Regions from separate parts of the Mus musculus genome. Here region 1 is linked to region 2. The links are chromatin loops, found by intact Hi-C in ENCODE. Cell type or tissue: heart. All regions are shown on one strand. Each heading gives the region's core, and the rest is flanking DNA. Links, peaks and the distances in the headings are about the cores only.

Region 1 (12,738 bases), core at 5,077-7,576, 49 kb before region 2:
CACAACCTTGTACCACTACACGAGGATTAAGATGAAATACTGTTAACTCTTCTAAGTGCTTTGAGTGGGAGAAGCAGTGCTGGGAGCTCTTTCTGAACTAATGTTTTCCTATCTAGTCCGTTATTAGTTTGTTCATGTGATACGCTTGCTGAGTCTACTTTCTATATTTAATACACTTAGTGTTTGAACAAAAAGAACAATCGTTCGTTCCTAGAAATAAAATGATATTTTTCAGGCCCTTAAGTAATATTTCATTTTGTTTTGTTTGATCAATAGTTCATTTCTGATTTTTAATTAAATAAAGCATAACTCCTCTGGGACATCGATGATAACAGATTTTATTGCAAGAGATCCCTTAGAGGGATGCAAGGCTATGAAACTGCTGTGTGAAAGATCATGTTTCAGAACATTCTGGAAATCTGGTCAAAAGGTTTACATCATTTATATAAACTCCCAATAAAGAAAGAGGAAATGTAAGATCCAAATTATGTTTTAGTTTTAGTTACTGTGCCAAGAGGTCAAAGAAATAAAGATGCTTCTGACCTGTAAGCCCCTGTCCAAGGAAGGACGCTTCCTGAGATGCTGGCGGCTGTTGCTTACGAGAGATAATAAGCCACATAGTTTCACTCTTCTAAACAAGTTTGGTTACACTAGACATGCTTCATTCCACATGGGCAGGAAGTGTGCTGGCCACTGATTGAATGTAAGTGGGAAGTACACACACAGGAAATATGGAAGGATGTACGCTTGCTCCTGATTGGACCTGAAGAGATCTGGGTGAATTGTGGATTTAACCTTTCTAAGTCCCTGCAAACCATGTCTTGGGGACATTTTCTGGAAACCCAGAGATGGACCTGGCTAGAGAGTCCATCAACCTGGCCAGTATTTAATTAGTGTTTGCTTCAAATTAGGCTTTAAATTGTGGAAGTGGTCTTATTTTCAACCAGTGGGATTAAGAGAAACATGAGCTATGCATAGGTTTCCTGACTGTGTTGCAGAAAAAGAATGTCAGGACAAACCAGCATGAAGCCTAGAGTTCATGATGAAGGTTTTAGCATAGATTTAAACTTGATGATCACTAGAAAGGCACCCAGGGAAAAGATTGCATACAACCCAAGCACAAATGTGGGCTTTTCAAGAGACTTACATTTAAGGGTCTTAGTGATAGTTGTAGGTAGGACTTTTTAGGCTTTGAAATTGCATTGTTTGTAGGGTTTCTAAGGAATGTCACCTCGCCCAAAACACACTTGGGTCTTAAGTGTGGTTTCTTGCTATTTTAACATCCTTATTTGAAGTGTCTATATAAAAGAAATACTATCTCTGTTTAGGCAACCTTCACAGCAAATTTTAATAATTGTCTTGAAATTCTTTACTCTCAGATTGAGACTTCATCAAGATACTGGAGTGAGTGGCTCTTTTCACTTTTTATGTCTACTATTTCTACTTTGCTGCAGTATATATAATATTTTATATGAAGAAGTAGATTCCCTGATCAGCATTAAAGAAAGCCATTGGCCCAAGAAATTGTGAGTGAAGGGTTGGAAAACAGATTTATAACGCAAAGCATTGATGTAAAGAGATGCACTCTGGATAATCCTGACCCCAACATGTACTGTTAATTCCATGAGAATAACATCAGAACCACAATTTTAAACCAAATTTGAAGCAAAATTTATTAAATATTGACAAATACTAGTAAGGGTGATGCACATACCCAGACCCAGACCCAGGATTCCCGGAGAATGGTTGTGAATTACAACAGTCTGGTGCTTATAAAGGCAAATCTCACAAGGCTTTGTTTCTCCCGCCTTCATCCAATCAGGGGCAAACATACATCCTGACATAGTTCCTGCCTGTGTACCTCCCACCCACATATGATCAAGCACATGTAGTGGGGGCAACCAACCTTACTTACAGAAGTGAAAACTTGTTATTTTTCATGAACACCACTCCCCTCCACACACCTTGGATTCCAGAAAGTTATCTGCCCTTGGGCAAGTGGGACTTACAGGTTAAAGGCATTTTTTTTTATATCTCCTAAGAACAACAATTTAAACTTACAACATAACTTTAGCCCTCACAATACATCATCAAAAGGAGCTATATCATTTTGGGCATTCCATTATAACCTGTAATGACTAAAGGACCTAGACAATTTGTCTTTCTGGGACTGGGCTGTACACTCAGGCTATCTTCAGGTTCATCTATTTTCCTGAAAATACATTTTTATTTTTCTTTACAGCTGAATTGAGCTCCATTATATATTCATACTACATCATCTACTCATCACGTGAAGGACTCAGCCTCCAGAATGTTGAAATCATGAGAGTATACTGCTGATTAGCTAGTCTTTTGTTATTATGATAAACACCATGGACAAAATCAAACTATAAAAGAGTCTATTTTGTATTATGGCTTCACAGAGAATTGGGAGGCATGAGAACAGGCAGTAGGCAGTCAAAGCAGGAAGCTGAGAACAAGTTGTTAACCATAAGCACAAAATGAAGAAAGCATATTCTCTCTCTCTCTCTCTCTCTCTCTCTCTCTCTGAATTGGTACTTTGACTGTACCATGTGTCTTCAGTGCTCACAGAGGCCAGAAGAGGGCATCAGGTTTTCCTAGGCTATAAGTGGTCCTTGAACCTGGGTTCTCTGTAAGAGCATTCAGTGCTCTTAACCACTGAGCCATCATCTCTACAAGGCTATAAAATCTCAAAGCGAACCCTCAGTGCCATACTTCTCTAGCAATGCTGCACTATCTCCTCTAACAGCACCAACAAGGTGGAACCAAGTTTTCAACTATTGGAGCCTATTGATGATATTTTTTCATTTAAAACACTGCATTCTACTCCTTGGCTTCCACAGGTGCGTGGCTATATCATAATGCAAAATGCACTTCTGTAGGCAGACATTTTTTTGCAACCTGATTTTAATAAGGATTCAGTATCTCCTCTATCCCATCACCCAGCAGAGGTGGTGGAAGAGAAAAGTTATTAGGATGTGGGGGAAGTGGACCTGTTCAGCAATGGTTCTTTGGGGGTGAGCTTGATCTTCTTTGGCAGAAGTTCAGTCCCATAGCAAACACCAAAGATGACTCAGGAGCTGCAGACCAGTGCTTTAGGCAGGCAGGAACCAGGCAGGAACCAGCAGCTATAGTCCAGTCCTTTCAGCAAGCAGACACCAGGCAGCTGTAGTTCAACCCTGAAGAAACCGCCAGGCTCACCCCCTGGCCTAAGGCAAGGCAGCAGAAGTGGCAGCTACCACAGGAACCTCATAAACCCCATGAGCAGTTCTTGGGCAAGTTTCTCTCAATGATGACACTACCACAAGTTGAGCTCAACAATGCTATGTAAGGTGAACCAGTGCATGTGTGTCTTAGCTAAGAATAGCAAGGCAGAGCAAACCAAACCAATACTCAGTGCTTGTTTCCCACTATCTGTGGGGTCATAGTTATACTCCTTCATCAAGTATCCTTTCACGTGTTTGCTATATCCAAACATCCTTTCACCTGTGTCCACTTCAGGAAAACAGTCTTTCATGTGTTTGCTTTAGCAAGACATCCTTTCACCTGTGTGCCCTAGCAAAACATCATTGACATAACTAACTTTCCAAAGAAATGTGAAGTTTCCACTTCACACTACATCAATCTTTAAAAGTACCTATCGTCTTTTTACAATATTTTCTTTTACATGGAAAGACTTAAAAAGAGGACAAAAGCTGGGTAGTGGTGGCGCACGCCTTTAATCCCAGCACTTGGGAGGCAGAGGTAGGCAGATTTCTGAGTTCGAGGCCAGCCTGGTCTACAGAGTGAGTACCAGGACAGCCAAAACAGAGAAACCCTGTCTCAAAAAACCAGAGAGAGAGAGAGAGAGAGAGAGAGAGAGAGAGAGAGAGAGAGAGAGAGAGGAGCATAGTGAGAAAATGTCAGATGTGTCAGATGAAAGCATCAAATCCTGCAGCTGTAGTACTACAGCTCATGGACTACATTTTCACAGGGCTTAGATGGTTCTACGTGCCTAAAACACACATCTTTCTCCTGGACTAGAGCTGTTCCCTGTATGCAACATTCCTTAGTAGATATATCATGGCTCAGGAATCTCCAACAGCTTGGAATCTACACTGCCACATAGACTCTACCATCACAGCTTGACACAAGGGCCTCTCTGGATCTCCTGCCCTCTCCAGGATTTCATTCAGAAACTCTTCTGCCACTTGCTTCCTGCCCTCAATGGCTGTCTGAAACCAGAGAGGAGAACCCATAACCCTTTCACTCTTCTATCTTTCATGTCACTAAAGCCAGTGCCATGTGGATGGCACTGCCAAGTTCAGCTACTTTCCACCATGTTAGCAGCAGCATCTGTGTGTTGAAGCAATTGCCTTCTAGGAGGAGCAGGTGACCCCTTGGGCTTTTTCATTCTACAAGTTGGAAGTTTAGCTGGGAGGAGTCCTGCCCTGGGGCACCTTATTTTTTCCTACGAAATAGCCTATTTATTTGCCAAAATATCACATAAGTGGCCTTTAGCTCAGTTACTAATATTGTTCCCCTCCAAAGCCTCTAGTGCCAGGCCTCCATCTTCCATATTATCCTCAGCACAACTGCTTTAGAGATTCACCATCTTGATGTTTTTCTAGCATAGCACCTTTTCAAATTCTCGGTCCTCAAAGCCTGATGTAATGAATATTGTTAGGTTTGAGACAGCCTCTCTTCCTGATTGTGAGCTCTGTCATGTAGCAGACTGCCTGAAGAGGACCCTGGTAGCCTACTGCTTACCTTTTGATGAGTTATGAGTACCACCCATACAGAGTAGAGCCTCATAATCCATTCCTTACACAGTGGTACATGTCCTCCAGCAGGGCTCCACCCCACTAAAGACTCCTCAATTCCTCCTTTCAAACAGTGTCACCCACCAAGGCCCACTGATACCTCTGATTATCAAGGACATTTCTTCTTTAAACCACCAAAGCCATCATTCTTGACTATCAGGAGCTTCAAGATTTTGGAAATAGATCTCACTATGCAGCCAAGACTCACTGCAATCTCATGATGTCCCTGCCTTTATGTTTTACTAAATAACATTTATTGTTTACAATCTCAGAAATTGAGAGGTTGAGGCTAGGGAATTATGAGTTCAGGTCAGCCCAGAGAACATAGGAAGATCCTATCTCAACTTTCCCTATCACTCCTTCAATTAATACAAAATAAATTATATTAGCTTTGCAAAGCATAGAGACGTTAAATCATGTGTTTGCCTTGTAGATTGTTATCACGATAAAACCACATGCTTATGCAGCTCCTTTAAAATAATGTAGAAGTGAAGTTACTTAAGCTTCATAACGATGCTTCTATTTTGCCTCTAGTTTAACTCAGACTATGAATAATTTAGAAAAGGGAATGAACAATGATCTCAAATCATCTCTTCATTGATTCAAAATGAAGAGATTGTTCTATGTTCTCATTAACTTATGTATTAGTTAACTTGTTCACAATTGTGACCAAATACTTAACAAACATCACTTGGGGGATGAAGGATTTATTTTGGTTTATAGAGAAACATAGGACACAATTTCTCATGACAGAGATGGCATACATGAGTGTAAGGCAAATGGACACATGTCACCCAGTCAGAAAGCAGAGACTCTTTCGGGCCCCATTTTGGCCCTGGCTTGGGCCTTGAGGAAAAACCCGAGCCTGGCTGGAGTTTCTGTGGCCTTGAGGGAGAGCCTAAGCCTGGCCCAAGTTTGAGACCTGGCTCAGTCACTTCCACATCAGGATGACTCAGCAAGACCTGTTTGACCCTGCCTCTGCCCTGCCATTGCTGATGTAGAGCTTTGCCACTGGCTCTGCCAGTCACTCCATACCCTCCATCACCCTTTCCTGACTCCTATGTCATTTTACCCCACTAAAAGTTCCCCTCCCTATGTTCCGAACTTATATAAGCAAGAGGCTGATGTCATAAGGTTGAGTTCCTGCTTTGACAAACTCCTAGCCCTGGTGTGTTTGTTTTGGGCAGAGACACTCAGCATCCTGTTCAGCCCTGGAGAGACTCGGCTGGGCCGGGTTCTCTCCTCTAGCTTGGACCTGCCAGCAAGAAGCCTGCAAGACTGGACAGGAAGTAGGGTCAGGCTATAAAAATGTCAAGGTCTACCCAGTGATCCACTTTCTCAAGCAAGGCTTCAATTTCTAAAAATACCACAACATTGAAAACCAACACCACCAACTAGGGACAAATGTTTGAACACATCAACGGAGGGAGAATATTTCACGTTCAAACCATAAGCTATCATGCACTATGAAAATAATTTGATTGTTTAGTGTATGGTTCTAGTCATTCAGTTGCTAAAGAAAAAGTTCAGTTTTATATTTCTCTTGATGTCACGCCATTTTTTTCCTGTCTCCAAAATCTATCATAATCACTTAATTATCTGCAGGAATATCTATTCTGCCAAGTTATGCTCCAAAGGCAAACTAGAAAATACAGATATAAAAATAAGGCTTATGATTTTAGTGAAAACAGGTTGGTGGTGGGCAGAGAGATAACTGAGAAATAAGTAGGTGATCTATCTGTAAATTTCATGTGCAGAGAAAGTTCTATAAACGTAAGTATTTATATATTGACACCTTTGTTTATAAAAAGGCTGATAATAGCTTCATAGAGTTTTACAAAAGCAGTAATTAACCGAGTGTGACATTTTTAGTCCTCACAGATGCCTTATTGCTGATGCCCTGATTTTAGGCAAACCTAAATATAGGTTCTATTTTTTTTTCATATAGAGTGTTGAGTCTATTTAATAAATTTTAATTAGAACCTAAATTTAGTACATTTAACGGTCAGGATTTTAAAACCTCAGACCTGGGCCCATTTAGTTAAGAGGTATGTCTCTTGTTACTTATTAATTCCCCATTACCTAGTCATTAATGTGGAATCCACAACATAGACTTGATGCAATGAAGGTCACACAGAGGAGTGTTTACCAATCTCTAGACTGCTCTTTCAGTAACAAAAACAGAACAGAAACCAAAAGAAAAGAAAACTTTCCTTGCTACGTGTAGAATTCTATTTTGAATAAAGCATGTCTTTTAGGGTAGTATAGAGGTGTGATTGAGGTGTTTTAATTTTGTGACAAATAAAATGAAAGAAATACATATTTCTTCCATAAGACAATTACTCAGAGGATAAACAGGTTTGTAGAAAAACAGAATGATAGTGCTGAGTAAAATGCAAATGTGGAGAGCAATGTTTGACTGGCTGTAGAGCAAAGCCTTCCAACGTTTGTCAGATCAGTTCTGTGCCCTCACTCCACCTTTAAAACATTTAGAGAATTTCTGTATTAAGAATTTCTGCCCTTTTCAAACACTGTCAGCACCTTGGCAGGTAAGAAGGACAGCAGTGCCTACTAAGGGTGATCTTAAGACAGACCAGAGTTGGGGCCAAGAGATGTACTGGTATCCAACGAGCTTTGAAAATGTGGTAACTCAGATTTACCAAAGCAAAGAGAAGAGGAAAGTTAGGTGGGAATAATGTATTTTGCAAGTTTTACAAGAACACCCATTCTAAATTCTGTAACAAACTTCAGAAGCAATAAATAAGGGAAGCTTCATTTCTGCCAAGGTTAACCCTTACCCACCCACAGTCAGTAAGGATTACTATTGCAAGCTTTGCCAAAGGCAAAGATAAGGAAATGGACTTTGTCCAGGCAGTTGAAATAGAACATTGCAGTGTCTTGGCAAGACCCTGCCAGGCCTTTCATGGGGAGGCCCAGACAAGTGTAAGTGAGATGACAGAGTCAGGATTCTGCAATGCGGCAAGTCTCTATTAGTTGAAGGGAAAATGTCTCTGTATGTGTAACTAAAGCCATAATCTCAGGTAATCAATCATGAGACAAAGGATGGGAGTGTGGAAGTGATACTCTTGGAGACTGTATACTCTTGGACTTGTCACAGGAACACCAGGAAGAAAACTTTAAGACGGTTGGAATTCATTGACAGAATGGAGAGCCAATCGTACTTAAAAGTCTTAAGCCCCAGGGAAGTTATTTCCTGTTCATTGTTTCATGAACTCAAAATGCTTACAGGATTTCTTAACTGTGATGGTTTCTGACAGCACAGGGCTCAAGTAAAGTTAACATTGGGAATTAACTTATTTACTTCCTAGTGTAGCCACACTCGACTCCTTGATTTGTGAAGAGCAGAACCAATTTTCATTTGTCACATTCTACCTTGTCTAGTCCTTAATGGACAAAATGGCAGCCACATCTGTACAATCCAGATGCCCAATGTTGCTTACCATTTGTTAAAACTGACCTAGTTGCGGGAGTTTGAATGCGAAATATCCCCCACAGGCTTGTGTATGTGACCACTTGATCTTCAGTGGCTGGTAATGTTTGGGGAGTTGGTGCAGCTTTGATAGAGGAAGCACATCACAGGGGTAGTCTAGAGAGTTCATAGAGTCACCCCTCTTCCAACTCACTCTCTTTTCTTGACATGCAGTTATTGATGTAATCTTTCAGCACCCTGCTGTCTTCACTCCACCATTACTAACTTCCCCTAAGCCCAAAAAAACTCTTGCATTAGTCATGGTGTTTTATCATAGTGACCCAAATGTAACTAATACAGGAGTAATCGCTTACGTTAAGGCACCACTATGGCACCTCTGACATTCCCAGGAATCAGGACAGTTAGGTAACAGCTAAGTCAGCCAAAGGTGCCTCTTTTAACTGACAAGATCTTGAAGGTCCCTCTACCGCCATCCTTACACAGACAAATAGCTTTCAATAACCCGATGTTAACAAGTTATATACTTGTCTGTATCTAAATACTCACTTTCTTTATACCATCTCTGATTATAAAACATGCTCTGCAAAAGTAAAGGGTTAGATTCTGTGCTCTAGAAAAGGCCAATGAGCAGCAGTATGGGTTTCTAAAAGTAGGAGACCTTCCAGGAACACTGGTGCCATCTTGAGGCGGGTAAGAATAAGGAAAACCTCAATTCCTGCAGATAATTATAGATTTTTAACTCCTTTTATGTTCTATCACCCACTCCCTTTAAAATCCATAGCTTCTTTTTCTTTCATTATTATTGTTATATATGTTAATATCTTCTTAAATTTTTGTTACAATGAAATGTAAAATAATGTTTACATACATATAAGCTAACTCGATTTAATGTCTTCTATGTCTCTCTGTATTTTAGGGGGCACATTCCTGGGAAAACAGATTCTCCCTCTCTAAGAAATCATTAATTGTCTATAGGTCTTCATCTAGGGGTGGGACCTCATTAGATTTCTTCCAATTACATTGGCTTGTTAACTGGTACATGTCATAGTTCAGGTCTTGTTTGGTCAACCATATTATTGAGATTTCATGACTCCCATGTCATACCAGAAGACACAATCTCACAACTGATTTCCTGGTTTTCTAGGTGATTCAATCTTTCTGTCCCCAATGACACAGTTTTTCCTGAGCCACCAGTATAGGGTTGTATTGTATATTTATGAGTTGGGGCTGAGTACCTTGTGATCAGTTGTTTTCTGTACTTTGATCAGTTGTGATTTTTCTGTAATAATCCCTGCTGCAAAGAGAAGGTTCTTGGGTGAGATGTGAGAGCCATACCTATCTGTGTGTGTGAAGTTAAATATTGAGAGTACAGTTAGGAATTATACTAGTTTAGGAAAGTGGCAGTAATAGATTCTCCTCTAAGATCCATGACCTCACTAGCTACAAGATGTTGGCTAGGTTCACAGTGTCAGGCATGATTTCCCTCCTGCTGAGTGGGCGTTGAGTCCGATTAGACAGCTATGGTTTACACCAAGCTATACGGTTTGAATAAGTATAGCCCCAGAGATTCATGTGCTAAAATAATTGGCCATAGGAAGTGGCACTATAGTGGCACATAGTCAGGGTCAGGATGTTTTAACTTGGAAACAAACAAATAACCAGGCACTTTAATCTGAGAGATGCCTCCCCCCCCGCCCCCCCCCCACAGAGTCCAGAGTAATTCACAGAATGAAGGTGTGTCTAATGCCAACTCCCCCAACCTGGTGACTCTAGGTTCTTAGAAACAGCTTGTTTGCACTTGGAGTGATTCTGCCTAGGGATTCCACCTGCCCTGGAGCACCAAGTCGTGGTCTACTGAGACCCGCTGCTTTGGTCTGGGGCAGTGACTGTCATCACTGTTTGGTGAACACATGAAGCAGAGAGCAGCGAGTGAGACACACAACAGTGTTCTACAGCTTGCAGTGAAACTAACCTTACTCTGACTTTTGGATTCCATGTCATCCCAGGAAGCTCCTTGCCACGCTGTGAGCCTGAAGACCAACTTCCCAGACAGTGAGCTTCCTGGCTGAAGAGCCACTCTGAGCATTTGGGTAGACTCCACACCCTTTCCTCCCTCCCTCCATGAGGAGAAAATTCTTCAACATTTATGATGGAAAATAATGAAAGTACCAAACTGTAATTGAAAGCGACTTTAAAAAAAGATTGTGTGTTATGCAGTGTTTAATTAACTGATGTAATTGAAAGCTACTTTTTATTTTTTATTTTTTTGTGTTATGCAGTGCTGTTAATGGCTTTCTTTTGTACTCAGCATCTCTGATGTGGCTAATGTGCAGCAAGGCCCCTATCAAGAGCATTAAAGGTGTGTAAAGCTGGCCTAGTGTGGCACATAGTCTCCTTCTGTTGCCATTGGATCAGGATGCAGAATTCTCAGCAACTTCAGCACCAAGCTTGCACACTGCCATGCTTTCTGCCATGATAACAATGGACTAAACCTCTGAAACTGTAAGTCAGCCCCAATTAGATGTTTTCTTTTATAAGGGTTGCTGTGGTCATGTCTCTTCACAGCAATGAAACCATAACTAAGACAACCACTATGGCACTTTTAGGGATATGGTTCCATGCTGGTGACTAATTGTTCATAGGTGTCACAGCTACATGGGTTATAAATTGCTCTCCCTTGTTGGCTACTTGCAAAGCACCTTTCAATACTTTGAAAGCTAATCTTAACCTTGACAAGTCTCAACAATAAACAGTGTCCAATCCTTTCCAATAGGACAACACCCAGCTCCTCCCCATGCATGAGCAATTTTGGTCAAGTATTTCCTTGTAGAGAGATAAGTAAGGCTAGCTTAAGCCAGAACTGCCCTTGGCAGAAGGGCATTTACTATAAATAATACAAGTCTGTTCTTAAAAGCAACCTGTCAGGGGAAAGTCCTATTTACCATCACACGTGGATGCATGGTGGGGATTATAGTGATTTAAAAGCATGGAATGTATAGCACAGAGAGATGGGGGAAAAGAGAGAGGGGGGAGAGGGAGACAGAGAGGGAGATAGAAAGAGGAAGAGAGAGAGAAAGAGAGAGAGAGGGAGGGAGGGAGAGAGAGAGAGAGAGAGAGAGAGAGAGAGAGAGAGAGAGAGAGAGAGAGAGAGAGAAAGACAGGCACAGACAGAGAGACAGAAAGACAGAGAGAGAACCTCCAAAGTTCTATAACAATCCAGCTGCCAGTCAGGGAAAGGATCCACCTAGTTCCTGCCCCTGGGGATCAGTTCCTCTCCATGTAAACTCATAAGAGACAACCCTGAAAAATAACTAGGGTTCTAAAGTCATGTTGTTCAAAACCTGCCTTTTCCCTATAATGTATTTGCCTTTTTTCTTTTTTCTTTTTTCTCTTTTCTAAATAAAAACTGCTGCTATCAACTATGTGCACTTTCTCAGTTATTTAATAAAGCCACCAAGAACCTGGAGTTCAACTGATCACAGGACCCCCTCAGTACATAGATAGAAAGCCAGCCAGGAGGTATTCTTCCCAAAGAACAGCTCACACCCTGCCCCTTTAACTGCATCTTTGCTCTCTCCTTTCTCATTAGCCATCTGTATCAGGTATATGTTGGACAGTTTAAAGCAACCTTGATACCTGCCACCTAAAGACTCTACTGGCTGGATAACCAGGTCATAAAATAATGCAAGAGACAAATTCATGCATGTGTTATAGGCATGTATACTACCTACTTTAAAAAAAAAAGAAAAGGAGGAGGAGGAGAAGTTTACTTTCCTTCTGAATTTCCCTCTTAACTTCTTCCTATCTGTGGCAAATGATAGAGAGCCTAATATTCTGATCTCATTTGTAAATTGAGTTCCAGAGTTGAGGAACATTGTCCTTTCTGCACACTGGGCATCGTCAATTCCAAGGGCCAGAGGAAAAAAGATTTTCACTTAACCAGGATAAAACTTATGAGCCACCATCTGAAAACGCCCCTCCTATGCTAAAGATTCCTATGGGACAGGAAGAATTGTCTAAATCTTTTAGATAGGCATATGGATTTCCCTATTTTCCGAATATACTTGTTAATATCAACACTCAACTTCTCCCTACTCAGCATATTTACCACTATACATCTATTTGCTATTCTAAAATCAAAAGTTTGTTTGTTAGTAACCCTTGTATACATTCAGTTCTCTTCTTCCTGGAGTAGAACATAAGCAATGGGAATATTTTCAAAAAAGTGCCAGCGCCTAACAAAGGCTGGAGATGTATAGTGCCCTTAGGAGGGTTCCCCTAAAATCTCCAAATATGATCTATTCTTACCCTCCTCAAGGAGACGCCTCTGTGTGAGGAAAGAAGATGTATTGCATTCCATTCTCTTCATTATAGGTCTCATAGGAAACTCTCCCCATGCTCCAGCAGAAAGAGCTCTAGATGTATGCTCAACCACTGCTGAAAGTTAGGTCCGAACAATCCTAG
Region 2 (12,738 bases), core at 5,512-8,011:
ATGCCTTACATAGACAATGCTCAAAGAACATGATCATTTGTTATATTAGAATCATAATAACCAACACAATCAATTTAGCATCTTGTATTTATAATTATTACTTTCTTGAAGTCAACCACATTATCTGAGTTTTGAAAAGTTAAGTAGCAAAGGTTCCTAGAGTATTATGATTTGGCCATTGTCTCACAAAACAAAAATTGTTGAAAATTCAAATAACGTACAGAGGCTGTTTAGCTTACCTTGTGTCTGACATATGCAGCCAAGTGTGTTTCTGTACAGCCACCTCCCAATAAAACCCACGGTTCCTTGATTGTTAACTGCAAGACGTGCATTGCTGTTTGACATGTGAGCTAAGGAAGAAACAAATTAAAGTTGGGATCTCACGCTAGTACACAAAGCACACCACACTCTCATAGCATCTTAGACTGTGAACTCAGAGCCAGGCTTTTGAATTTTCATTTCTCTCTCTGTGTGTGGTAAGAGAAAGGGCAGGCCAGGACACATGCGTAGAGGTCAGGGGACAGTTTCCACTATGTGGGTTCTACAAAGTGAACCTAAGTCATCTAGCTTGGTGGTAGGTACCCAGATTTTTTCTTAACTTAAAAAAGTTAGGTTTATCATGTGTGTATGTAGGTCAGTGTGCACACGTGCTTTGGTATAAGTGTGGAGGTAACTTGTGGGAGTCAGTTCTCTTCCTCCCTCATGTGACTCCTGAGAACTGTATTCAAGTCATCAGGCCTGGTATTCAGTGCTTTTACCCACTCAGATATCTCAGTAGTGTAAAGGAACAGATTTTAATTTACAAAGAACAACATCTATTTTATCAAAGTTTTAATGTGACTAATTCACATTTCCAATAATGACTAGAGAATGAAGGACACAATGGTCTTCTTTCATGAAATTAGATTAATATTTTTCTTTCCATCTACTTTGCTCATAAACATATGGCCTAAAAATATCCGCATTAACGAGGTTTGGTGGTATTTCCATAAAAATAAGTCTTAAGTTGTATAAATGTTATACAATTGTATAAATTGTTTTAGAAATGATAGTGAGTACTAAGTAATAAGTAAAAAACAGAAATCTCTGACTTACTAAGGATGAATCTTTAAGCATATGTGAATCTTTAAACTCATGATCAATTCCTATGCTGTCAGTTCCCTTATATAAAATGTACAGAAAACAATAAACTCTACTCAGAAGTGGGAGATGGATAATGACTAGGAAATCCACTTTCTGACTGAATTACTCATACGCATTACCTGTACTACTCAGTCCAGCCATGTTCAACCTGTGGCACACGAGTGACATGCTTCCCAGGATGGCTACGAATGTAGCACACCATGTTTGTAGATGGCAATGTGGTATTGCTATGCCCAAAGACTGGATACTGTATACAATTCAAATTAATTTCTCAGAAAAACTTCCTATTAAGAACTTTCAGGTTTCTTATAAAGCGCAGAAATGACAGATGGTACACTATATTCCAAGTTTACTGTAGCAGCCGTTAAATTAGCTTACTTGAGCCTTTGCCCTGTCTCTGCCCTCCTATGGTCCTGGGATTGGTGCTCATATGTACCAAGCATATGTTTTACCTTTGAGCTATATTGCCAGGCCCTCCTTCTGTCCCTTTTGGTCTCGTTATTTATATCATTGTGGAAATTATAGAAAAATATGAAAAACCAAAACAAACAACCCAGACCTCACCCTGCAGACCCTTTGCATGACTGCTTCATCCCTGCTGAAGGCCTTGGAATCCACCTACCTTCAGCTCCTCCCAGGCGGTGTCATTTCTGCTGCAGAGAAGCAAGGTGCAGACAGTGGCCTCATTAGGAAGAAGATGAAAAAAATGTTTGGAGCCAAATCTTGCAGAGCACACATCTTTCACACTTCCATAAGTAGTAGAAACTATTGGGTTTAGAGAACCAATAGGCGTTGCTCCTATATTTGTAAAGTATAAAAAATATAAACTGTGTAAGCAAAGATGAGACCCTTAAAACAATATCAACAAACCAACAAACATTAATTCCTAGCTAGTATAAGGGACTCCACCAAGCTTATTAAAAATATGAAATATAGGATAAAAATGCATCTTCTTAGATCTCTGAAATTTACATTCTTCTATTTAAATATTATTTCTTCTCCTCCTCCTCTTCTTTTTGGCATGGCATTTTGCTATGTAGTCCTGTCTGGCCTGGAATTCACCATGTAGACCAAGATGAACATGCAATTATCCTCTTGTTTCAGCCTTTTGAATGCTGAAATTACAAATGTACATGTGGCCATCTTTGCTTGTTTGGGCTATTTTTGTTTATGGATTTTGTCATAGTTACTTTTCCATTGCTGTAAAAAAATCCTCCATCAAAAGCAAGTTAAGGGGGAAAGGGTTATTCTGGAGCACAGCTCCTGACAGAAGAGACGCTACAGAAGCAGGAGCTCAAAGCAGCCATTCCTGGAGTCAGGACAGCAAGACGCATGCGTGCATGCTAGTGCTCAGCTTACCTTCTCTGCTTTATACTGTCTCAGAACTCCTGCCAGGATTTAATGCTATTCACAGTGGGGTCAGGACTTTCCAGGTCAACAAAATTAGGCAGATTGGTATTGTTTATTCATTTAATTGTATGTGTATGTATGTGTTTGTGTGTGTTGCTAGGAATTAAACCCAGCCATGCCAATGTTAGGCAGATGCTCTGCCACTAAGCTACATGCCTAGTCTTACCTATCTGAACATCTGTTAAAAGCTATTTTGAATGTTCAGGAAAAGGCACATGAAAAAAAAATGAACATATTTTTAGGAAGTCCAGGATCCCCCTGTTTAAAAAAAAAAAAGAACCACATTAAGGACCTCATTACTTTTGAAAAAGGGTCAGAAAAGTCCTTTTTAAAAGAAGTCATTTGGCTCTCTTTAAGTCACTAACTCCCTTTTGCCTATGAGTTTTTCTTTTAATGTAAATAGGTATGCAAGTGCAAAAATAAAGAATATAACACTTAATTCACTATACTGTTCTTGATTCTTACATAGATCACAAATTAAAATATAAATAAAGGTGATTTCAATATTTGCAAAACCTCTAGAGGTAGTTAAGTTATATAAGGAATCTACATGGACTTCCGTAAGAAATAACACTTAACATTTGAATATCAAAACTATAACTTGTAGCAATTCACTTTTTTGGAGTGCAGATTTGTTTTGCCGAGAGTTAGTCCAGGCTGTCCTTGAACTTGTTATGTAGATGAGGACCGAGGATCTTGATAATCCTGTCTCTTCCTCACAAGTGCTGGAATTAGGTATGTGCTATCATGCCCAGATACCAGAAAATTTTAGGAATTGGAATTTTCATTTTGTGTTCTAGGTATCTGAGTTAAGTAACAATTTTGGACTAGTGTAGAAAACCAGTGCCTGCTTCCCATAGCACTGGTGCTACTGGAAAACATCCCACACCTTAATTTACAAATCCAGAATAGCCAATGTACTGGGTGAAGTAAGCTGCAAACAGTTAAACTAATGCAAATTAGTAGATAATTTAGATCATAAAAAATGAATTCCAAGTAACTATTTGCATGTTCTTAGTAACTTTCATTTTGGTGGTCACTAGGTTGACAATATCCAATGTTTGGCATACATGGTTTTTAGTGAACTTTAATTCAGTAGGTTGTAACTCACAAGGCAGGTGTGATAGCTTGTGGTCAGAACTTTATGACTAGCCCCAAAACACAGGTGGACCTTGCTCAGCAAAAGGCAACCACTGCAATCAAAATGAACGTAACTGATAATTTGAGCTTGTCAGTGCAGTTATGGGTACATTGATTTGAGAGGTGACTCATATGAGAAATTCAACTTATTTTTGTCCTAACCATGTATGTGTGCTTTGCCTGCTGAGTTTGTGATTGTTACTCACCAACTAATTTTAAAGGTCTGAGGGCCAGGCCTATTAGCATCCGTGTCAGTAAAGAGTGCCCTTTGATCTTAAGAACTCAGCTATAGATATTCTTGGTAAATGTCCAGCATAGATATATTTCTTGGAGTTATAATAAAAGTGGAGAAAATGAAGCATTCCAGCCAGAAAAACCATGTCCTGAATGTTAGAGGATTTAAAAGCTTTGTAAATTTAAGACCTTATACTTATGTTAGACCTTTCAACTGCCTATACAATATCTGAGGGTTAGATCACAACAGACTACACCTGAGGTTGGGAATGGCCACCGCCGTTCTAGTTTTTAGTAACTGGGCAATGGGATCTTTTCTAGAAACAACAGACATGCTTACAGATGATATAAATGCTGTAAAGTTGGTGGCTTCTAAAAATGTTCAAGGTATTAACAGTAACACAAACTAAACCTCTCTGCTCAGAAAGAGTGATGCATTAACTTTAATGGGCAAAAGCCAGGAGAGCCTTTTACCTGTCACTTTGCTTAGAGATTCCATCAGAGTCACCCCAACTCTGTCGATGGCCATAACGTGGCGCTCACTGAAGAACTGTTTCAAAGATGGGTGGATTACTTTTTGGCACAGGACAAGGTCTACATGATCAGTGACTAGTCGCCTTCCTAGATTAAGCAACTGCTCTAAAACTGCATTCTCAAGGGACACTTGGTAATGGGCCACCACCACTCCTTCTCCAGCATTAGAAAAATCTCCAGATAAAGATGTACAGAAGAGTGCCACCCTAAGGCCACTTGCCTTTTGAGTGGGTAATAACCTCCTTAATTGAACTTCTGATGCTTCAATGAGTAGTCCAGGTAATACAGTAGAATCTGTAACTCTTTGGCCCTTTAAGGGAACAATTATACTCTTCCCTAAAACCATTCGTTCTTCTGTACTTTCTGGAATTGTAAGTAAAAAAGCTTTCAAAATCAAAGCACCTATGTGATCTGTTTCCTTTCTGGTGAGCATACAGGCTGGTTTGCTTGTTAAGATACTGTGTACCAAGCTGAGGAAGGTATGTGTACTTCTGAAGTCAACTGGGATTCGACAACTACAGGCTTCAGACTTGAGATAACTGGTACAGAGACTCAAGAGGTATTTATTTAATTTAATAGCAGTTGCGGGTGTCAAATCTAGTCTTTGAATATTTTCAATCAAGTTGCAGCACAGAATGGCTGTGAATAAGCCGCAGTCACTGAAGCAGGACACGTGATTCTGCACGGATGACGTTAGGATCTTTAATACGGGATGGGTGACTGAAAGGTTTCGAAGCAGGGCTGAGGACTGTGAGGTTGTGTACACACAACCTCCCAATCCATTGTGTAGCTGCTTCAGCCTCCCTGAAGGGCCATAGCATGAGGCTATGACTCCTTTCAAGACAGAAAGTGTGGACCTGACTTTCTCACTTGTCAATGGTTCAGTTTTACACAACGATGGCTTCTTAGCTTCTAACCGAGACATCCTGCTTCAGGTGTAACTTGTGAAGGCAGCTTTAGTTTGTTCATATGGCTTTCATTTTATTGCACTGTCATGTGTTTGAACATTAAAGACTGGTCTCCAGGTATGAGTCTGCACATGCAGCATTACCAGCTACAAAATCAAGTGGTTTCAGACAATAACCAGCATAGATTAATTTAATGACATTAATAATCCAAAGTCTTTATTTTGCTTCATTCTTCAATATTCTTTTGTCTGCCTCTGGCCTCAGACCTCACAGACTCTTTTGCAACTCTCTGTATAAAGTATGTTCCAAGATGGACGCCTATGAAAGTCACCCCAGCCACAAGAAGCCAGTTCTTTCTAATCCAACTGGGGTTTTTCATTTCTTCTTTTATTATCAAGTTCAGATTCAAAGTTGCTTCTTTCTATAAGAAATTAAAAAAATTTAGAATAATTCCATAATACTTTATAGGTAGCAAATTTAGTAATTTTAATACTCTGCTCAATTTTAAGAAAGAGAATGTTAACTGTCACAAGCCTACTGGAAGTGAGAAAGGGAACCCAATGGACTTAATACTCCTTTGCTTCTAGAAGACAAATGGCACATTAGAAAACTGAGGCTTTTTCACCCTTACTGACTAGTGTTCACAGTAGTAGAAGGTACTCTGCACACTACCCTAAGAGAAAGAAACATCAACCCAGCTACGAACCCTTTGACCTCCAACAGTGACCTGTCTGCACTATTGCTGGTGCACTAGTGGTACAACCATGTGAGTAAGCAAACACTACGTGATTGGATTTTTAGGTCCATTTCATGAAACAGAACCCATGCCTGACACTGCCAAAGTGGTCAATAACCTGAAAATAGATACTTAACCTAGAGGAAACCCCAGTTATTCTGTTAAGAGATCATGGCAATAAAATGACTCCTATTATAGATTAGAATCTTGTTCAGCCGTCATCAGAGAAGCTTCTTCCTGTAGTAGATAAGGACTCAGAGTCTCACAAGAGGAAAATGTGCAGAGAATGAGAGACCTTGAAACACTCAATCCTAAATGGGAAATCTTCATCAAACCACAGGAACCACGTGGAAGGGGAGGTATAAAGAGTATAAAAGCTAGAGGTGATGGATGACTCCCAAGAAAACCATCTTCCAGACATAGTAGTATGGCACACACATAAACTCACAGCAACTGTGGCAGTTTGCCCAGCGCCTGTACAGGTCCAAAACAAAACGGTTTCCAGTGCTGAAAATTTCTTTATTTGGTGTAATTAAAAAAAAAAAATCATTGTTTAGCTTTGAAACTACGCTTGAATAGGAATGTATAAAGATAAAATCCTGTCTGTACATAACATGACAGCAAGATAGCTATGATGGTTAATTTTAACTGTTAGCTTGACACATTCTAGAGTCACTGTGATGGGAAACTCAATGGGGTAATTACTCAATTAGTGAGAGACCTGCAGTGTGGGTAGTACCATTCTCTAAGGAAAGGATTTTAGAAAAAAAATTAACATATATAAATACACACATACACACACACACACACACACACACACACACACACACACACATATATATATGTATATATATATATATATATATATATATATATATATATAGAGAGAGAGAGAGAGAGAGAGAGAGAGAGAATGAAAGAAAATTGGGTGCGTCAGTGCTCTGTGCTCTTGACTGTGGATATGAGACTAGCTACTTTAAGTTCTTGTCACCTTAGATTCTGCACAATAAAGAACTGTAGCTTGAAATTGTAAGCCAAAAAATAAAAAAATTCCCTCCCACCTTAAATTTGTCAGGATATTTTGTTAAAGTAACAGGACAAGAAACTAAATCAGTAGTTGCTAGTATTCCTACTGCACAAACTCATTAGTATAGTCTGCATTTAGTTGAATCAATCTGCAAAACAACTATATTAGTATACAAACTATGCTATAAAGACTCGGTTAAAGTCAGAGTTAATTTTATAGTTTTAAGTACTAGTCTATTATTTTTAGAGTCCTTAGTTAACTAATGCTCACCAAAATGTTGATCAATGCAAATAAATACAGAAGCCCTAAAGAATGTCCTAGCCAACCAAGAGAAAAGGGGGTCATGACTCGTCACAATCTCTGCACCACACAATGTCATCACATCCCAGTGGAGATGCATGTGTGCAGCAGCAGTCCACGTAAGCCTAGGGAGTAAAGTCCATGCTGGGAGGCATGAAATCCTGACAACTTAACAAGGTGAAGATAGTAGAATTATTTCAACGGTTATTTTAGATTCAGCAAAATCTTAACAATAGTAGTTATTTTTAATAAAATCTTAAATCGTCTTCCTACTTTCTAGAGAAAGGGTCCCATGTAGCTCAGGCTGGCCTCAAATATCCTAGGTAGTCAAGGGTAACAATTAACTCCTGAGCCTCTTCTCTTCAGACATATGAGGATTGCTGCATGTACCATCAGATCCTCTAATGTTTTTTCTTTGTTTGTTTTTTCGAGACAGGGTTTCTCTGTATAGCCCTGGCTGTCCTGGAACTCCCTTTGTAGACCAGGCTGGTCTTGAACCCAGAAATCTGCCTGCCTGTGCCTCCCAAGTGCTGGGATTTAAAGGCATGTGCCAACACCGCCCGGCCCACTCTAATCTATAGATGACTGAAGCATCAACAAAATTTTGCTTTCTAAATCAAGAGAATGTAAAGTGTTACTAAAAATATGATTGCAGACTACTTTCTCCTAAAGAGAATTAGGGCTCTTTGTAAAACTGACTCATTTTAGGCCTGAGGCAAAAACTACTCAAGCTGAGATTTCCACCAAAGACTACTTGGGTCACGTCAAAAATCCAACATAAGCACCGACTTAGTAAGATGCAAGAAGGGACACTGAACACTGCAGACATGGTGATGGCCATGGAGTACACACTGTGTAACCACACGCTTAAATTGACAGCAGATACTCAAACTGCCAGAGCACTGATGCATTTGGAAGGCAGACAGCATGTTCCTTTACCTATTCTGTACAAATGCATTCTGGGCTAAGTGACTAATTGAGGGGCAAAATTGAAGCAGAAAAGAAATGGTCCAGAATTTGAGCAGCATAATTGGGTAGCCCAATGACAAGATGGATTGGCCCATCACAGTAGTTGGTAAATTAAGGCCATGGACCACAGTACTCCATAGCCTATTTTTGTAAGGCGGTGTACTACAAGGGAAACAAGCTCCTTCACTTATCCTGTTTATTAGTTCATACAGAGCTCAACAGGAACTTTATATTTATGGGCAGCAGGAAGTAAAATGTTAACGTAAATCCTCCTGTCTTATTGTTCTCTCCTATATCCTGGGATTACAGGTGCCGGCCACTATACCCTGTCCTCTAATAAAAAAAAGTTAGTGTGTACCACAATCAACACAATTCTCAGAATGGAAGGCATTTCTACAGAGAACTTAAAGTTTAGGATTAAGTGGAAGAAATACTTCCAATTGCCTCAAGTCAATTCAAATCAAGTCTTGCTGCTAAAGGAGTTTGACAAATACATAGCTGTTTTTTGTTACTTTGTTTTTACTCTCCCAACCCACCTCCCAGTTTGACTCCATATCAATGGATAGGAGAAAAAGGATAGAAAGAGGGAGGGAAGGAGAAAGAGAGAAAAAGACAGAGATAGAGAATCTAATTCCTTTCCTTTTGTTTCTTCTTTGAGCATGAATACTAACAAACTGCATACAACCCCCCTCACCCACAAAGAACCATCAACCCCACCTCCTGGGGCCCTAGCATTTCTATGCTCTCTGAAGTTTCCAGAATTCCAAATATCACACACTTGCAGAAACTATCTGCAGCTGAAGAAACCATGCCTCTGCTAGCTCAGCAGGCAAATCATAGCTGCTGAGGGACAGTCAGAAGCAGACCCATATCTCCACACCTGAAATCCAAAGGAAAGCACTTTCTTATACTATTTCTGTGTTTTTTAAAGACACAGAAATGCCACAATTGTCACTATGCAAAAGTTTTGCTTTTTAAAACTTTTCAAATTTTGGGATTATGAATGAAGGATTAGAGACTTGAATTATATAATCACATCCTCTTGATTTCAGTGATTTTTATTCATAAATTATTTTGAACTGCAAATATGCCTATCTTTGTCTTAAAAAAAAGGGCTATTTGGATGTACCTTAACAAAAAAAATAACAGTTTATTTATTTTCAGTTTAGTCTTTTTCTTCCTGGGAAATAATACACTGTTGACCAGATTTAATGGAACTTACCTGAAAACTGCAAGATGGCTACTTCTCCTAGGTTTGGCTCTTTGGTGGACTTGCAAGTCCCAGACTATCCAGCTCAGTGGTATCGTCCTTAGGAACTTGGAAGACAGGGCTGCTTTTGATTCTGTGCCACCCCAAATGTATGAACCCAATTAATGGTACCATAACCATCAGAACTTTGTACTCTCTCCAGAGATTCTGAAAGCTCATAGTCTGTTGACATCAGCACACCTAAGAAAAGATTAAAAGGGAAAATTAAATCAACTCCAAAACATAAATGGTCTCAAATCATGCCAACAAACACAAACAATATTGTATTTCAATAAAATTTCACTTATAGCTTGGAGAGATGGCTCAGTGGCCTTGCTTTTCTTGACGAGGACCTGGGTTTGGAACCCAACAACCACAAAAACAGTTTACAACCATCTGTAACTCCAATTCCAGGGGATACAACACTCAGGTCTCCGCTGGCATCAGGAACATATTCAGTGTGCAGACATATAGTAAAGATAACTACTAATACACAAATTTAAAAAATAAGTTGACTATAAAGATATTTTTCAAGCTGGGTGGTGGTAGTGCACAGTTTTAATATCAGCACTTAGGAGGCAGAGGCAGATGAATCTGAGTTCGAGGCCAGCCTAGTCTACACAGTGAGTTCTAGGACAGCCAGGGATATACAGAGAAACCCTGTCTAGAAAAAATGGAAACAAAACAAAGAAAAAAGGATATTATTCAAAAGTTTAGAAGGAGCTTCTGCTTGGGAGCACTGACCTAGAATTTCCACAATGGTATGAAGATGAACGCCTCCCAGTGTGTGGGGACATTTGTCACAGTGGTAAATGAGCCTAGTGCATCACATTTCATGTTCTGAGCCTGCCTTGGATTGCAGAGGTTGACCATGGTCTCATGCTACCTGCCCTAAATCAGAGCACAAGTGTCTACACCATCAATTCTGCCCTAAATCAGAGCACAAGTGTCTACACCATCCATTCTGCCCTAAATCAGAGCACAAGTGTCTACACCATCCATTCTGCCCTAAATCAGAGCACAAGTATCTTATAGTTACACCATCCATTCTGCTCAGATTAGCTCCATTCACCCTAGCTCGTTTTTACTACGGAAGGAACACTGCCTGAACGAAGTTCTACACCTCCACCTTGTTCTAGTCTTTTGGGCAACCATCCATATGGGCCACCAAGGGACAACAATGAGCTACATACATCAGACCACAAGTATCTTTAAAGTCTATTTCTTTTCTATGATGGCAACTCTTCTCTTTTCACTTCTGCATTAGGAGATTTTATCTCTTCAATTCTCCAGTAAGACTTTAGTCAGGTTTTATGTGATTGTTACATTCCCAAGCTGAAAGAAATGACAGTAAAATGGAGAGAGAAAAGGCAATTACATGTCCTAGAAAATCCTAAACACTTGGGTCTCGATATCAGATTTCTCTGTTCTGTAACAGTGCCAGTTAAAACAATTGTTTAGTTATTTTCTACTAACATTTGAATACAGGGTTCTTTGACTTTTTAAAAAAGAGATTCTTATTCTGTCTATGAGGTTTCCTGGGCGCCATCTGCTGGCATTCTGGGCAGTGTGAAGTTTCCTTCGGCTTAAAATATATGAAAAACAAAACACTCATGAAGAGAATACCAGCGAGGTTCTTAAAATTAATTGACCTGGCTCTTGTGCTTGGGATGTCTGATATTAACTATTACTTTGTCTTTAATGAAAATGTTGATGTTGGATAGTTGTAAATTCCAATCATTGACTTGAATAGTTCTTTTAAAAATACTGTCCTTATAAAAACAGTTGTTATTTTCAATTTAAGCAACAGTCCAAGTTTGGTCTTTAGTGTAGACACCAGGCACAACTGAAAAAATGGCTAGAAGAGAAGATTCTTAAAGTTTTCCTCTTAAAGAAACAACCTTTGAAGAAATAGCTATGTCTAACTGGACTTAATCATCATGCAGCATATAGTGCCGTACAAGTACAGATTTAAAGGAAAGGAATCCATACTGTGTGCACGCCTAACCTGTCCAGCATGGCAAAGAGAAGAATGGTTTGCCCTCCCCCCACACTTTGTAGATATCTCCCCTAAAATGGCACAAATTTTGTTAGACTTTTCTAGTCGTGTAAATACACATACACCAAATTAAAACTAAACTTCTACTCCCAGTGAGCCAATGGTTTGCAGTTGAATTCTACAGTTTCCACTCTACAATCTTACTGCTTTTCTCACTCACCACTCAAGGACAGCTTGATCAACATCTAAGTTGGGGAAATCTATTTGATGTCAGTAAAGGTAATTAAAACCAAACAATACTGAAAACCTTATATGAGCATGTCACTAACTATAAGGTCTAAAATGCAACTGATGGATGCCTGAGAAGTACCAACCTTCTGGCAGTCTGTGATTCATTAGAAAGGACACAGTGATTTAGAGCTGTCTCAGATGTCTCCCATTCCATTCCACTGATTTTTAAAATTATCATCTAATATTATTATATCTGAGTTATAATTATCCTGATTGTCATCTGGCCTTGGCACTAGTGTGGGGAAAGAGAATGGAAATTATGCAGACTGTTCTGGATTAAGTGTCCAGTTGTTTGGCCCTCAGTGTGACAGCAGGGTTTTTATCTGTCTCTAAATTCAAAGGGCCAATTTCTACCCTTCATCCTTTTTGAGATTTTCATTTTTTTCTACCTTTGTATGGGATACTGATCCCTCTATTTCTTGTCCAGTCTGTAAAAATGTACTTGTTCTAGATCTCATTTTAATCTTCCCTACTGCCTAGATTAAGTAAGCGGTACTTCTGTTACCTATGGTCTAGTCTCATTTGCTGTCAGTTCCAACCCTATTGGTCCCTCTTCTATGTCAACCTACTACTCTTAAAGGTCATCTTCCTCTGCACGCTTGTGACCATTTTTCTCCACTATAAAGAAACAAAGGTTGTAATCTCAGGCCTGGGAACTACAAGAGAGTCACTGAGAAGATAGCATTATTCCAGGTCATCCATCCTTCAGCAAAAGAGCAAATACTTAGATGACATAAAACTGTCTCACAACTAATTAAAACAACAAAAACCAAACTGATCTGAGTCATGAACAACAAC

The links. A loop is a pair of places that touch in the nucleus more often than their neighbours do. Peaks named below come from ENCODE experiments on the same cell type or tissue, not always from the same donor. Only the 100,000 strongest peaks of a DNase experiment are listed, where the experiment ranks them.
Region 1: a loop joins it to region 2, with 2.1 times the contacts of the local background. A loop is called at or near these places in 3 of 42 quality-filtered maps.

Annotation. Positions count from the first base shown.
Region 1 is chr2:136,827,149-136,839,886 of GRCm38, forward strand. Gm46767 (a long non-coding RNA gene) reads right to left here and starts at 5,445. Exons shown (of 3, transcript XR_001783485.2): 1 at 1-5,445. In heart, for the core only: no CTCF peak of the experiment used is centred there; a DNase peak (open chromatin) is centred at 6,053.
Region 2 is chr2:136,875,850-136,888,587 of GRCm38, forward strand. Mkks (McKusick-Kaufman syndrome) reads right to left here. Exons shown (of 6, transcript NM_021527.2): 2 at 9,624-9,851; 3 at 4,402-5,790; 4 at 1,766-1,941; 5 at 240-350. The coding sequence starts at 5,386. Among named protein-coding and RNA genes, the nearest start is that of Mkks, 9.2 kb to the right of the region's middle. In heart, for the core only: no CTCF peak of the experiment used is centred there; no DNase peak of the experiment used is centred there.